Linked DNA regions of Mus musculus: region 2 is linked to region 1. Evidence: chromatin contacts called from ENCODE Hi-C or POLR2A ChIA-PET data. All regions are on one chromosome and are shown on one strand. Each heading gives the region's core, a stretch centred on a gene start or an enhancer-like site at or near the end of the contact. The rest is flanking DNA. Distances are from core to core; before and after follow the strand shown. Region 1 holds the start of Spcs2 (signal peptidase complex subunit 2 homolog (S. cerevisiae)). Region 2 holds the start of Rnf169 (ring finger protein 169).

Region 1 (5,299 bases), core at 844-3,343:
AGGCCTTCCAAGGGCAAGCCTAGGTTCCAGTAACCTCTTCATCTCCAGCATCTCAAACAGGACATGGCCTACAGAAGGATGACACTTGATAAATGCTACCTCAACTAAACAGATGCATAAGCAAAATGCTGCAGGCGTACTTTGCTTTGTCTGCAAGGAAGGCAGAAGCAAGGACCAAGGGAGGTTCACAGAGCGGGTACCAGTAGACCTGGGTGCTAAAAAAACAGAGAAGTGACAAGAGGGATGAGTGGTAACAACCAAAAGTTATGAGACACACAACTGTGAAAGGACAATAGAAACCCCATGTGTCCCCATTTAAGGACTTCCCACCCATTTGTCTCCATTTTGAGGACCAGGCTTGATTTCCAAAAAGCCATAAGACACCAGCTTCAGGAATAGACCATAAGTCCCAGAAAGTAGGTCATAAGGCACCAGCTCTAGGAACAGACCATAAAATCCAGAACAAGATCAGAAAACCCTCTCCCAAAGAACAGCCTGGAGATAACCACAAAAATAGGAAAATATCTGATCTCAGAATGGGCCATTTGCACTGGTCAGCCCTATTTCATCACACGATTGAATGCTCATGACATGGGAATGTAGACTTCTGATCACCTATGACCCCCCCCACCCCCACCCCCAGCACCTACCAATGAAATTTTAGATCACCTAATCCTTCTAGAGAGTTCCCTCAGTTCTCTATAAGAAGGCCTGCATGCGTTTATCTGGGGTCACCATTTCAAAGAATGGTTGGCCCCTGCATGCTGGTGTTTCTGCAGAATAAATGCTCTTTGTTTTTGTATACTCTCTGAGCCTGGGGTCTTCTTTCAGTGATTTTTGGACCCTTACAACTGGAGTGGCCAGGAATTGCTTAATCGAGGATGAAATCTAATCTGCTATTCTTTAGTGATCATGTGAACATAGCCTTGCCAAGAACATTTTGTCTCTTTCATTCAGAGGTATATTCTAAGTGTGTAGAACAGGACTGAGTACATGCTAAGCGATTCAGAGGCTGGGCATGGTATTATACACCTTTGGTTCCAGCACTAAGGAGTCAGAGGTAGGTGGATCTCTGGGAGTTTGAAGCCAATTTGTCTACACAGTGAGTTTCAGGACAGCTAGACCTAATGGTGAGACCCTGTCTCAGAAAAACAAAACAAAATGTCTAGCGAATTCAGTATCTGGCGGATCATCTGTACACATATGGAAAATATGTAGGTATAAAAACTAAATAATGCAATGTAATATGGCATAAAGTGATATTACTATGAGATATCCCAGGTCTATTTTCCTTATATGCCTTAGTTTCAGTGTCAAGTTTTTTTGGTGCTCAATATTTTTTTCTCTCAATATTTATAAAAATCACATTGTCAAACTGGAAACATGCTTTTAAGTTTAAAAAACTAAAAAGTTGGTTTTAAGTGTGTTCTGACTTATGCTCTCTGGCTTCTGAAAAATTCCTTTTCTTGTCTATACAGCATTATCCTGAGACAGACACAGAATGGGTGGATGTAAGTGCATGTAGGGCACTGCCTAGCACACAGTAGGCACTCAATAAATGATAGTTCTACAGGAAACATTACTAACAGCTGAGATTATGGTTACTTCGGAGAGAATAATCGAGCTGATATTCTACCTTCAGGGACAGAAAGGGGTGAAGAGCAGGCTCTACCTCCCTTCTTAGGACACAACATCTGGGGCTGGAAAGACTCATAATTCAAGCAAAATTAAGTTTCCAGCCACACCTGCCTTCGGCGTCGTTTCCGCCTCCGAAGAGCCCGCGGAGGCGATGTCCCTGTCAGGCGGAGTGCACGCCTGCAAGCCTCACGGGAATCTCGGAGTCGCTCCACGGTGGCGCTTGCCACAGCCTTCCCCACCCACTCCTTAGTAACCGCGAGGATGTGGCTAGCAACGGAGGCGGCAACCGGCGACGGCAGATTCTAACTACAAGTCCCGTCAAGCCCCGCGGCCTCTTTCAGCCCTCATCAGCACACCAGACTACGGATCCCGATGGGCTCTGCGCTGCCTATCACATGAGCAGCTTCAGCCAATCGGCTTCGGACAAGTCGTATGGGAGGGAGACACGGAGGGAGACAAGATGGCAGCGTCGGCGTCGCAGGGTGGGAGAAGCGGCGGTGGCGGAGGCAGTAGTGGGGCTGGCGGCGGCCCCAGCTGCGGGACAAGCAGCAGCCGCAGTGGTTTGTTGGATAAGGTGAGGAGCTTAGTCCTGGGGACAATCTAGAGCCCGGGGAATGCCCAGGAGCTGGTGAGCCCAGCTTCCCATCCCCACCCCCTTATTTTCTGTGGCTCCTTGAGCGCTCCTCCGTAGCACACGAACGCACACTTGTAACTTGCCCTCTCTACACGTTGGAAAACAATCCTTCCCTTTAGTCGTCTCTTTAAGCAAGTGCTGCTGGTCCCTAACCGCCACCGCAGCTTCTCGTAATTATGGCAATATTTCACCATAATGATCACGTTTCTATTGTGCTAGGAGGGCCACTCTTGAAAATGCCCATAACATCAACGTGGAAAATGGAACTTCTAAAGAAATTGAAAGAATCTCCTCGAAGTCAGTATTCCCCAAACCCTTCCACCATCATCCTCGCGTGTTGCTACAGAGCCCAAAGAGTTCCTTGGCCTTTAAAGTTTTTAAGGGTTTTTTTTTTTTTTTTGGTTTCTTTTAATTTTTTCATGATATGTCAAATAATGAAATATTCGTATGTTGACTTCCCTTGCTGGTCTGATAGGAAGCCTTAAGATTCTTTGTCCCTCTTGGGTTCCCTGCCTTTCTCTTCCCCTGCGTGGCCTTTTCTGTCTGTACCAGCTGACTGCTTTCCACTCTGCCTACACAATTTCTAAAGAATTTCACGTCCTTGTCCATAAGGGCTTAAAGGAAAGAGTCAGGGGAGGAACGCTGCTCCTGGATTGACCATCTTGCCCCTTGCACAGCAACTTGCAAGAGACAGTTGCCTGAAAAACGGGCCTGGCATTAGTTTTGCCTCTAGCTCTGTGTCCTAAAATGTGCCTGTTCTCCTTATTGCCTTCCTTATTCTGTAGAATGAGGGGTTTAGTCCAGCATACCTTCTGGCCCCCTTCCAGGGTTGTCCTTCCCAGCTGATGTGATGAGGGTGAAGCATGGTGCTTTCATATAGTAAACCACTTTTCTTGAAACATTTTAATCGAAATGCTCTATTACTCCTCTGTGTGGAACAGATGGCTAGGGCTTAAGAGATGGATGCCTGATCATCCCGCATTTGTGTAGCTTCCTACATGGTAGGCAGCACTCCACCACTGACCCACGTCCCCAGTTCCCCTTGTCTTTTGGAGGGTCCTTAGAGTCAAGTTTGAGACAGGGTCTTGCTGTGTAGCTAAGCTGGCCTGGACTGGAACTGGCTTTGTGCAGGATCCAGGGACCAAACTCGGCTTGTAAGCCTTGAGCCATCTGTCTGGTCCTCAAGTCTTTCTTGAGGAAAGAATATGATAGTGCTTAAGATTTCTTAGTAGGCTTACTAGAAGGGTTTAAGTAAACTTAGTGAAAGGTAGGGTTAGACTGGAGAAAGTTACTTAGGAGTGGAATGTAAAGAGACTATATAAAGTGACTTGAGGAAGGTTATTTACATAGCTCAATGAACTAGACCCAATAATAGTGTATAGTATATACTATACACTAATATATAGGATTTCTTAGAAGGGTAAGTTTGAATTCTAGTGTAGCATAAAAAGCCCTGGATGACTGCTCATTACTGAACTTGTATTTCTTTACCACAATAAGCATTGTAGGTATTCTCATTATAGGCTCATTATAAAGATCAAATTATATAATACTGGTAATGTTAAGATCTGTATAAAAACAGAATGACAAGATTCTCCAACTGGGATATCAGAAAGGTAGAGTGTTCTCACAGAGGGACATTTGGAAGAGTCTTCATTTTGTTTTGTTGATACAGGGCCTTACTGTGTAATCCAGGTTGGTCTTTCTGCCTCTGCCTGCCTAATGTGCAATCATAGGCATTTCCACCATACCTCCCCACCTCATATTCAACCATGAAATGAAAGACAGAAGAGTGAAAATGGTCCAGAGCTGTTTAAGGTCCTTTTTCCTGGAAAAACCTCCTTTCTGCTAACTTTGAATTGTTCCCTCTCTGAGTTCCTCCCGCGTCTGGTGCACCTGTTGGTCTCTGTGTCCTGCCCATTTGGGTGTTTCCGGTTTCCTGTGAGGGTTTCTCTATACTGATCTGTGTAGTCGTAGAGTGAGTGCTTATAGCCCTGAATTTCGCTGAGACAAATGCCAGCCCAGTCTTAGGAAGAGCTGTAGAGGATGCTGCTTTGAAGTGTCTCGCACTGACTGACTGCTGAGGTGGAGAGCTTGGGGACTGGTCCTGAGTGACAGCGCGTCCGGAATCACATGAGGATGCCGCCTTTACAGCCTTGTGACTTTTATTTCTCTCTTTTTACTTCCAGCCTTTGGGCCTGGAGGAGGGTGTCAGTTCTGCGCCTGTAGTTTCCCTTGCTGTGAGGATGTGCAGTCTGGGTGTGCGAATGTGCTCGCTGCTCTACACTGGTGTGAGTGTCTGCTCCTCTGAAACCAACCTTCAAAACCAAGCAGCACATACTTCCTGTCTTTTAAAAATAAGTTTGCAGATCTAATCTTCCATCTTGAAGTGACTTCGTTCACTGCACTAAGTTATTTTTGCCCCAAATCTTTCAGAGCATTTTGTTCTGTGTGGCAGCTATAAAGAGTAGCTGTTTCTCAGTTTGTTCGGGCTATTGAAATTTGGTATGGTACGGCATGGTAGGTATGTATGTATTTATTTATTTATGGTAAATTATTATCCAATCCTTTTTAACCTCATTACCTGGATTCTGTCTCTTGGTTGGATTCTCAACCTTACTTTAGAACAAATTCTGTAGCTTAGTTGAGAATATAGATCTGGGGCCAGCCTTGTTTTGAATTCTGGCTCTCTCCACGCCAGCTGTATATTCTTGGACCAGTTACCACATGTCTTTGTAACTCAGTTTCTGCCCTTGTAAAGTGGGGCTGATAGCTGTGTGTGCTCCTCTTATCCTCCTCCTTTCTGGATTTTGACTGCCTTAAATAAATATTTTTAGTACATGTGTGAAAACTGTCCATATCAGATTCCCTCTGTTTTTAGTTAAAAACGATAAATTTCCATATCTCCCAGATCAGAATAAGATTTTGTAGTATTGAGGCCTGGCTGTCCATATGTTTCATATATTTTTTGTTACCCATTCATTTTAATAGTGTATTTTTAAAAATTGAAAATAATTTTCAAGTTTT
Region 2 (5,403 bases), core at 564-3,063, 120 kb before region 1:
ACCAGGTCAGGGTCATACCACTTACAAAGGGCCAGGCTCTCCCGCTGTACTCACTGCTTGAGAAAATGCTCTACAGGTTTGCCTAGAGCCTGATCTTATAGAGGCACTGTCTCAACCAAGGCTCCCTCCTATCAGATGACTCTAGCTTGTGTCAGGTTGACAGAAAACTAGCTAGCATACTCTCTGTACCACAAGCCTTCCTTGTCAGAACCAGGTAAAATGTCCCTGGGTAGGAAGTGAGCAAGTGCCCGGATAAAGGACAGCCCATCCAAGAACTCACTTCTGTGTCTGGCAGTATTCTGGCTGTCTGGGCCTTAGGCTGGGCCTCTGACTCTCTGGACATGATGTTTAGTTACTCACTGACCCTTTGTCAGTTGCTGTCTGTCCTTTACTTCCAGGTTCTCATCCTAAGGCTCCAGTCCCCCCCACCCCAACTTGGATTAATCACTCTGCTTTGAATCGGTTACCACCAACTGTGGACACTCTCATGACAACCTGGAGCTTCTAGATGCTTTCTTCTACATACAGTTGCTTAAAAATAATGTCTTTACAAAGCCTGTGATTTTCCATAAAGATAACATCTTGGTCCAAATGCACCTTAAGGTAAAAATAATAAACAAACAAACAAACAAATAAATAAATAAATAGGCAACACCCCGAGACTTGTTGTAGTACAGTCATCTTTCCATCAGGGGGAGCCATTCTTTTTCCTAAATCCTCTGTATCCAGAAAGGAAAATCACAGCAAAGTCTCAACACCTCTCCCTGGCTTAAACAGGAATGATGTGGTCAGAGCTGGCCGGTAGGAATGAACTCTAAGATCCATGGGACAAAGCTTATAGGAAGAGGGGTTGTGTGATGGCAGGTCAGTTTGCAGAAGTCACAGCTGCCAGCTAGGTGAAGAGATGAGGAGAAAGAAATCATGCAGTGGGCTTATGGAATGAAGAAGTGGGTGGGAACAGGCTGGAAATAGAGCCATTTTGGCCAGAAAATGACAAGACTATAAGTTAAAGATGCCTGGGCTGGGAGCGTGAGGACCCTTGAGATGGTTCTGTGAATAGAATGTGGGAAATAAGGGCTGTTTTGAAAGGATGGAGACATTAGGTTTGTGCACGGAGCATGCAGATATCCATAATGATAAATTCAATAACTCTGAACTGCAGATATTAGTGTGGGCTTTCATGGGGAAGAAAAGAGGAGACCAGGGAGTCATATAGACTGAGAAAAGAAAAGGCACAAGCTTACACAAGAGTATCTACATTTAAGTATCAAACACAGAAGTAATCTGAGGAGCAGGGTTTGTGTAATAAAGTATGCTTTTTTTTTTTGCCCCAGCCAAGGGAGGGGACTTCATAAAGGGATGTGGAGAGAGAGGGGCTGAAATGAGGGCTGGTCAGGTTGTTATTTCAACAATCACTCAAGACTTTTGGTCATGATAGGCCTCATGCTAATCACAACAAGCTGCTATGGCCCCGAGGAGAAAGCCCTTACCAAATGAAGTACTTCGACAAGTTTCTGGATAGCTCATATTTATAGTTCATTTTATAAAGTTCAGGGTCGCTCAAAAATTCCAAATAAATTCTTTCAGTCTCTCAAGATTCAGTGCTAGAAACTACAAAAACAGGAGGGCGGGCTGAAAGACCAGATATATAAAGAATAATCATTAAATATTAATAAGCAGTCTCCTCCTGCTAAGCGAAAGGCCCTAGGAGAAATATCCCCAGGCGGACTAGGTTCCCGCCCCCTCATGAATATGCAGATAGCTGTCCGCCGCGCACTGCCCCGCCCTCTACTCCTCTCCCACCGCAACCGACTCTCCCTTCAAACGGGAAACAAGATGGCGGCGGCAGGTCCGAGCACTCGGGCTTCTTCCGCTGCGGCCGCGGCAGCTCTGAGTCGGCGGGGCCGGAGGGGCCGCTGTGACGAGATGGCGGCAGCGAAAGCCGGGGCTCCGGGCCCGGCCTCCAGCCCCGCGTTGTTAGTGTTGCGGTCAGCGCCACGGCCGGAGGAGTCGGGCTGCACCGGGTGCCTGGAGACCCCGGGGGAAGTGGCGGCCCTGCCGTGCAGCCACTCGCGGTGCCGAGGCTGCGCCTCGCGCGCGGCGGGCCCGGGCTGCCGTCGCTGCCGTCCCCGCGGTTCGGGCTGGGCCCGCCGTCGGGCGCGCGACGACGGCCAGGCCGCCGCGGAGCTGATGGGCGAGCGCGCCCGTCGTGGACAGCCAGAACCCTGCCGCCCGCGCCGGGACGGGGGCGCGGCTGCCTCGGGGCCCAGGCCGGAGCCGGAGCCGCTCGCGGAGCCAGGTGGAGCCTCCCCTCGCCCCTGTGGGCTTCAGCCAGGCCCAGCCGCCGGGTCTGGCCTGGTGAGCGGGGTGGAGGGTCCCGGGCTCTGCTGCCGCGGGTGTGGAGAGTTCTGCTGGGGTCGCGACCGGGTTCTGCCCAGGCGCAGTATGTGTTGGTGAAGGTTGAACTTTGGAGCGAACTGTACGCGTGTTGAATTTGGAGGGGCAGTGAGGGGACCCCGCGCCTTGCGTAAGTCAGAAGTTTGGAAGGAAACAATTCCTGGAACAAGTTAGGGGCATGTTGAAGTTGGTGCGTGGAGGGGGAGGGGCCCTGGAGGATCCCAGCAGCGCTTGTTTCAGTGTTGGGCAGAGGGCTTGGGGTCGCGCGGTCTAGGAGGGATGTGTCTTCCAGGGCTGGAGAGAATGAGGTGTGGGATATCCCAGGCTCAGGGGGAGCTTTGCAGACTTGAGAGCAGAGTGGGTTTTGAGGATGAGCTCTCGTGTGAAGTTCTTTCTCATGCTATCTTGGGAAAAAAAAAAAAAAAATATATATATATATGCATGCTTAGCGCAGAGCTTGCCACACAGGATGAGATAAATGCCATCTATTTTGGTGATAATACTAATCATAAACGTTAGTGGTGCTTGATGAAGAAAGCTGGGTGGGATTTAAGTTTTGGAGACAAAGATTGGTTTGGCTGGGGGCTGTTTTCTGTCTTTCTATGTAAGTTTCATCTATGATGCTGGCAACTTAAAGGTCTGTTGTAGGACTCTTGGCCTGAACTCCTTTGCCTTTCTCACCGTCGGCAGCCCATCACTTGTTGGTGCTGAAGTCTGAGATAGAAAATTCCGTTTGTAACATGAACCGAGACCTAGGCTTCTTTGGTGCAAGCCTAAGCAACATACCTACAGCTGAGATTTTCAAGAACCGTGAATCAGGAAAAGCCATTTGCTAGCCCTTTTATGTTAGGAATTCTGCCTTACGTCGTTTTCAGCAGAAGGAAGGCATTGCTTTGTGTGTATATGAAAGTGCAGTTCCTAGAAACTGTAGAGTCCAGAATGCATCTATTTTTGGTTCAAGCAGAGACACCTGCCAAAGACACCTTGTTTTTCAGTCTAAGGGCTGAGATGCTCTGCATTTTACTTTCTGCGTTTCTTGTTATCCCTTCCAAAACCATCACAGTGCTCTTGGTTGTACCTTTATTTCTATTTTATAGGTGAAACTGAGGCCCAAAGAGATTAACTAACTTGTCTTATGATGAAAGTACAATTCCATATGATTTTCTCAATTTAGCTTGCTTTAATTTCTGAGATTATAAATATAAGCAATTTCTCTGGTCTCCCTACTACATTGACTATATGGTCAAATAGAATAGCAGTTCTCTTTATATATCTCTTGGAGCTGTTATGAAACATCCACCTTGAAATTTGAATTATGAAAGAATGCATTGCTTATTGATTTGTGTAAACTTTTCCCACTAAAAGAAATTTGTTTAAATAAAGGATAGGCTATTAGTGATTAAGGACATTTACCTAAAATGAGAATCCATAGGACTTGTTAAGTTACTTAGTATCTTTCAGTTATATGTGGGTCATAATGAAAAGTATTTTCCCTAAATTTACTTTTTGGATCATTGCAATCATATGTTTGTCCAGCTAAATAATTTTAGAAGAATAGAAAATACTGCCGAGCCAGTCATGGTGATGCAAACTTGGAATCTCAGTATTTGGGAAGTGGACTCTGGAGGGTCAGAAGTTCAAGGTTATTGGCATCATGGGAAGCCATTTAAAAAACAAAACTTAAAAAAAAGGAATTGCTGAGTAGGGCTTGGAAACTATCTTTTAGCATTGGTAGGTATTTACTGAAGTTATACACAATCTATTTTAATTAAAACTTTAACAACGGGGTGGGGGCAGCAAGAAGTCACCAGCAGTGCCAACCTAACAGTGAGTTCAGTTCAGGACTTCCGTAGTGAGGGCAGAGAACTGACTCTGAAAAGTTGTCCTTTGATCTCCACATGTGTGTGGTGGCATGTGCACCTACCTCCCAAAATAAATAAAGAAAAATGTAATAAATACAATGTTGAGTGTGTTAGGGCAAGCCTATAATCCCACAATTGGGAGGTAGAGACTAGAGAATAAATTCAAGATCCTTGAGTACATAATAAAATCCAGGCCAGTCTGGGCTACAGGAGGCTCTGTCTCAACAGAACAAAACCAATCTCAACAACCTTGTATCACTCGTGAGTTGAGGGAAATGGGAGAAAGTATTCATTCGGTGAATGTGCTTTCTTCCCATTTCCAGGGTCACCGGTGTTTTGTTTACTCTTTCACAGTTTGTGCATCTGCATGAAATCCAAATCAAAATAAAATACATATTTGCTATGCTATACACACTGTTCTCTGTGTGTGTGTGTGTTGTTACATGGGCACACAGGACAGAGGGATGTCAGATACCTTTCTCTCTGCCTGTGGTTCCCAACCTTCCTAATGCTTCCACTCTTTAATAAATTTCCTCATGTAGTAGTGATTCCCAACCATAAAGTTATTTTTGTTGTTCTTTCATAACTGTATGTTGCTACTATTATGAATTGTAATGTAAATATTTGTGTTTTCTGATGGTCTTAGGTGACCCCTGTGAAAAGGTTACTCAATCTGCAAAGGGGTTGAGGCTCACAGGCTGAAAACTACTGCTTTATGCCTTTCTGCTTTGAGATGAGGTCTCTGACAGAACTGGGAGCTCTTCATTTTGCTAGGTTGACTGGTCGGCAAGTTCTCACAGTCCCCCAGTCTGTCCCTCAATGCTGAAGTGACAGACACCTGTAACTGGGCCTGGCTTTTTTTTTATAGGGATTTGAACTTAGGTCATCCTTGCAGGTCAAGCACTTTTACCCACTGAGCCATCATCTCCCTAGCTTGTAAAGTTCTTTTTCTGTTTAATAATACATGCATACTAGAAGAGAAAATGTCTTTAGCCTTTTTACAGTTGTATGGCATTTTATTAAATGGATATAACATTATTTAGCTATCTATTGGTGAACATTTAAGTGGAATCTTATATTTTGCTATTTTTTTTAAACTTAAAAGTATATATGTATGAGTGTTTTGCCAGCATGGATTTTGTGT

What was found. A loop is a pair of places that touch in the nucleus more often than their neighbours do. ChIA-PET counts read pairs that join two places held with the same protein, here RNA polymerase II (POLR2A).
Region 2: a loop to region 1 is called in a map of left cerebral cortex, with 6 times the contacts of the local background. The contact joins the promoter of Rnf169 here to the promoter of Spcs2 in region 1. A Hi-C loop is called at or near these places in 1 of 37 maps with a recorded cell type or tissue (left cerebral cortex). POLR2A ChIA-PET finds 5 or more read pairs at or near these places in 3 of 5 experiments (Patski and embryonic stem cell).

What each region holds. Positions count from the first base shown.
Region 1 is chr7:99,855,677-99,860,975 of GRCm38, reverse strand. Spcs2 (signal peptidase complex subunit 2 homolog (S. cerevisiae)) reads left to right here and starts at 2,093. Exons shown (of 5, transcript NM_025668.3): 1 at 2,093-2,212. The coding sequence starts at 2,099. Xrra1 (X-ray radiation resistance associated 1) reads right to left here and starts at 1,758. Exons shown (of 19, transcript NM_001164258.1): 1 at 1,746-1,758.
Region 2 is chr7:99,976,868-99,982,270 of GRCm38, reverse strand. It overlaps Rnf169 (ring finger protein 169), which reads left to right and starts at 1,813. Exons shown (of 6, transcript NM_175388.3): 1 at 1,813-2,299. The coding sequence starts at 1,837.